2 separate regions of the Homo sapiens genome follow, and region 2 is linked to region 1. Evidence: chromatin loops called from intact Hi-C (ENCODE). Cell type or tissue: PC-9. All regions are shown on one strand. Region 1 has its middle 25 kb from the start of CUX1. Region 2 has its middle 88 kb from the start of CUX1.

Region 1 (2,500 bases):
AGCTGGAGTGCAGTGGCGCGATCTAGGCTCACTACAACCTCCACCTCCCGGGTTCAAGCTATTCTCTTGTGTCAGCCTCCCGAGTAGCTGGGATCACAGGTACGCGCCACCACACCCAGCTAATTTTTTGTAATTTTAGTAGAGACGGGGTTTCGTCAGGTTGGCCAGGCTGGTCTCGAACTCCTGACCTCAGGTGACCCACCCGCCTCAGCCTCCCAAAATGCCGGGATTACAGCTGTGAGCCACCACGCCCCACCACGTGTAATAAATGTCTGATGAGTGCAGGTAGGAAAAAAGGAGCCGGGCTCCTTCCTCAGTGAAGAGTTAAAGGTCAAGGGTCATGAGGTCTAATCTATCCCTCTGTACAGTTTATTTTCAGGGTCTCCTTTTGTATTTAAGAATGGGTGAGCAGCTGTGGACGGTGGCTCACGCCTGTAATCCCAGCACTTTAGGAGGCTGAGGTGGGAGGATTGCTTGAGCCCAGGAGTTTGAGACCAGCCTGAGCAACATAGCAAGACACCGTCTCTACAAAAAATAAAAAAATTAGCCAGGTGTGGTGGTGTGGGCTTGTAGTCCCTGGTACTTGGGAGGCTGAGGTTGCAATCCTTAAGGAGAATCGCTAGAGCCTGGGAGGTCAAGGTTGCAGTCAGCTTAAATCACACCACTGCACTCCAGCCTCAGTGACAGAGCAAGACCCTGTCTCAAAAAAAAAAAAAAGGGAAAAGAAAAAAATAATGGGAAAACCATACCAGCCACCTCCTACCTTGCTGGAAGGTGACCAGCCTGAGGTCTGGTTTTCCACAATTTCCTGAAAACTTCCCAAACATCTGGCGCCAGTGTGAAAAGAGCCGGGTGAGGCCTGGAGCCAGAATTAGGCCATCAGTGTTCCCTGAACCTGATAAAATCCTAACCGTCCCAGAAGCCAAGCTGGACTGGGGCGTGAGATCATCACATGCCTGAGATACTTGAATCAACTTGTTCACAGCTTTCCTGGGTCATGTTTTTCATAATTCATGATTCACAGGAGACTTTTAACAACAAAAACATTCAGATTAAATTTTTATATGAGATGTTTTTCCTTTCTTCTACAAGCATTATCAACCATTTCGATCACAAAAAAAAAAAAACCCTCTGCCCACCTCCATAATTATTTAAGGATTTTTTTTTTAACTTGTTTTTCTACTTAATTTGATTCAAAGATAGGAACTCTGGGTATCGAAAGGTGGCATTAAATTGTGGTTTCTCAGGTGACTCAGACAATTTGATGATCCAATTTGTTTTCCTTTCTTTCTTTTTTTTCCTTTTTTTTTTTGAGTCAGGGTTTCGCTCTGTCGCCCAGGCTGGAGTGCAGTGGTGTGATCACCAGTCACTGCAGCCTGGAACTCCTGGGCTCCAGCGATCCCCCCATCTCAGCCTCCCAAGTAGCTGGGACTACAGGCATTTGCCACCACACTTGGCTAATTTTTAAATTTTTTGTAGAGATAGGATTTCACTATATTGCCCAGGCTGGTCTTGAACTCCTGGGCTCAAGCAATCCTCCCACCTTGGCCTCCCAAAGTACTGGGATTACAGGGGTGAGCTACCATGCCTGGCGCTTTTTTTTTTTATTAAATAGTACATGATGCCCTGTCCCTCAAATGAAAACAAATAGGGCAGATTGCTTGAGCCCAGGAGTTTGAGACCAGCCTGGGTAACATGGCGAAACCCTGTCTCTACAAAAAAATACAAAAATTAGCTGGGCATGGTAGCACGTGCGTGTAATCCCAGCTACTCGGGAGGCTGAAGTGGGAGGATCACTTGAGTGCAGAACATCAAGTTTACAGTGAGCCGTGATCATGCCACTGCACTCCAGCCTGGGTGACAGAACAAGATCCTGTCTCAAAAAAAAAAAAAAAAAGAAAAAGAAAGAAAAAGAAAAGAAAACCACACCAGAAAATCTTTTAGCAATACCCTCAAGTCAGTTTTCTCTTTTTTCTTTTTTTTCTGCTGAAAGAATACTCAAAGAAACAGCCCAGCTCTTTTTATTTCTCATGGATACTTTTCAGGGACCTATGTGTGTAACCATTAAAAGACATATTGGAACCATGCTGAAAATTCCATCTCTTTGAATAAGGACTGACTTCACCCAGTCCCCAAGAAGTAACAAGACGGCTGATTACTGTCATTATTTTTGCCATTTGAAAACTCTCCACAGATGTTTCTTTCTCTACGGTCAGAGAGGCTGCTGCTTCAAGAGTAAGACTTGTGCCATGTTGCCTTCAAACAGGAGAAGGGGAGGGGAAAACGATTTAAAAACAAGAGGGAGCTGGGTGCTGTGGCTCATACCTGTAATCCCAGAGCTTTGGGAGGCCAAGGCAGGAGGACTGCTTGAGACAAGGAGTTCGAGTCCGGCCTGGGCAACATAGTGAGATCCCATCTCTATGACTGATAATTAAAAAAAACAAAACAAAACATGTTTTAATTAAAAAAAGAAAAATCAACAAAGAGTATTTTTATGATG
Region 2 (2,500 bases), 63 kb after region 1:
GTGGATCACGAGGTCAGGAGTTTGAGACCAGCCTGGCCAATGTGGTGAAACTCCGTCTCTACTAAAAATACAAAAATTAGCCGGGCATGGTGGCGTGCACCTGTAATCCTAGCTACTCAGGAGGCTGAGGCAGGAGAATCACTTGAACCCGGGAGGCGGAGGTTGCAGTGAGCTGAGATCACACCACGGCACTCCAGCCTGGGCAACAGAGCAAGACTCCATCTCAAACAAACAAAAAACCAAAGAGCTAAAATAAGACCCATGTATCTGGAGTGAAGGGGCCATGGGGAGGATGAGCTGTGGGGGCTCCCAGTAGGGGTAGGACTCCCAGGGGTCAAACCAAGTTGGGCCCAAGAGCTCAGTATTTATCCCCAGAAGGCACTGAAGGGTTTTAAGCTGAAAGACTTGGCCCTGATTGAAGTTTTGTGTTTTACAACATAACGTAAATGCCGAGGCCAAAGCCAGGCTGGGTGCGGCGGCTCACACCTATAATCCCAAGGCTTTGGGAGGCCAAGGTGGGAGAATCGCTGGAGGCCAGGAGTTCGAGACCAGCCTGGACAACATAGACCCCCTACATTTACAAAACATTTAAAACATTAGCTGGGCATGGTGGCACATGCCTGTCATCCCAGGTACCCTGGAGGCTGAGGTGGGAGGATCACTTGAGCCAGGAGTTGAAAGCTGCATTGAGCCATGATGGCGCCACTGCACCCCAGCCTGGGTAACACAGTGAGAGAGACGCTGTCTCTAAAATAAACAAAACAAATCCCAAAGCCAGAGCACTGGGAGTCACAGAGCTGACTGGGGGTGAGGTGGGGGGTGTCAGACTCTCAGGCTCCAAGTGGAAGAGCTGAGAGGGCTGAGAGGCCTGTGGGAAGGTGTGGCCCAGGGCTGTGTTTGGTTAGTCCAGCAGGATCCTTGGGCACCACCCCCAGTGTGCACCAGGGTGTGGCCCAGCCCTCCGGCATGAAGGCGCCACGCACTGTGAGCTATTCCTTCTACATGCACGGCGACCGCAGCCTTTGGTCTTGATAAGTAGATTATGTTGATTCACGGCCTTGGACTTCAAATTACAAAACCACGGTCTGGCTTGGGATAGTTCACCAGAGAGCGGAGAGATAGCTGGTCACAAGGCAGCCATGCGTCATCCCTGCCTCGATCTCAGGGAACTCTGTCCAGTGGGCTCTGCGTTTGCCTAGCATGAGAGAGGGCCATTTTTCTGCTTGGCCCCAGCCGCATTTAAGAAGCAGCTGAGAGCAGTGGCTAACGTCTGTAATCCCAGCACTTTGGGAGGCCAAGGCAGGCAGATCACTTGAGGTCAGGAGTTGAAGACCAGCATGACCAACATGGTAAAACCCCATCTCTATAAAAATACAAAAATTAGCCGGGCATGATGGCAGGTGCCTGTAATCCCAACTACTCAGGAAGCTGAGGCAGGAGAATCACTTGAACCCGGGAGGTGGAGATTGCAGTGAGATGAGATTGCGCCACTGCACTCCAGCCTGGGTGACAGAGGGAGACCCCGTGTCAAAGGAAAAAAAAAAAAGAAGCAACTGTAAGCAGGAACTCAGGCAGGCTGGGTGGGGACGGCAAGGCCTCCTATTGCCAAGGAGCTTGAGGAAGATTGTCGCTGGGGTTTTTTGTTTTCTCCTGTTTAAGTAATAGCTTTATTGAGATATAATTCACATACCATGCAATTCATCCATTAAAAATATACAATTCAATGGCTTCTAATGTATCCATTAGTGCAATTTCTACAATCAATTTTATTTTTATTATAATTTTAATTTTTTTTTTAATTTTTTTTTTGAGACAGGGTCTCGCTCTGTCACCCAGGCTGGAGTGCACTGGTGGCATCTCGGCTCACTGCAACCTCCTCCTCCCGAGTTCAAGCGATTCTCCTGCCTCAGCCTCCCGAGTAGCTGGGATTACAGGCACCTGCCATCACGCCCGGCTAATTTTTGTATTTTTAGTAGAGATAGGGTTTCGCTATGTTGCCCAGGCTTGTCTTGAACTCCTGACCTCAAGCGATCTGCCCACCTCAGCCTCCCAAAGTGCTGGGATTACAGGAGACAGAAGCTTCTTTCTCTGAGTTCCAGGATCCAGTGCAGGTGAGGAGCCCCACACGCCTGAACAGTAATTACAGCACAATGCAATCAACGTGTAATTAACTGTGTTACACGGCATGTTGCCCACTCTCACTGCTTTGCAAGTCCCGGGAGCGGGGAGATTGAGGGAACAGAGAAACCTACTGACTAATGCTAATCCCACCCAGGGTGCAGAGCCTGGAGCCTACAATTATCTTACCTCCAGCTGCTCCCTGAATCCTGTGGCAGGATGGTGGAGTATAGGGTCTACACCGTAGCTCTGAGCACGTGGGCTTTAAAGCCTCCTCCTAAATGCAGAATTCTGGACAGATGCGCGATTATGATGCTTGTCAGAGCGACAGGACTTACAATGGGATTTTTGGTGGGTCACAAGTGTTTCACATAAAAGGCCT

The links. Hi-C counts contacts between places; a loop is a spot of excess contacts. Peaks named below come from ENCODE experiments on the same cell type or tissue, not always from the same donor. Only the 100,000 strongest peaks of a DNase experiment are listed, where the experiment ranks them.
Region 2: a loop joins it to region 1, with 8 times the contacts of the local background. A loop is called at or near these places in 5 of 110 quality-filtered maps.

The regions. Positions count from the first base shown.
Region 1 is chr7:101,790,965-101,793,464 of GRCh38, reverse strand. No RefSeq gene overlaps it. Among named protein-coding and RNA genes, the nearest start is that of CUX1, 25 kb to the left of the region's middle. In PC-9, no CTCF peak of the experiment used is centred here; DNase peaks (open chromatin) are centred at 964 and 1,224; H3K27ac peaks cover 2,412 bases.
Region 2 is chr7:101,728,087-101,730,586 of GRCh38, reverse strand. No RefSeq gene overlaps it. Among named protein-coding and RNA genes, the nearest start is that of CUX1, 88 kb to the left of the region's middle. In PC-9, no CTCF peak of the experiment used is centred here; a DNase peak (open chromatin) is centred at 1,026; H3K27ac peaks cover 2,000 bases.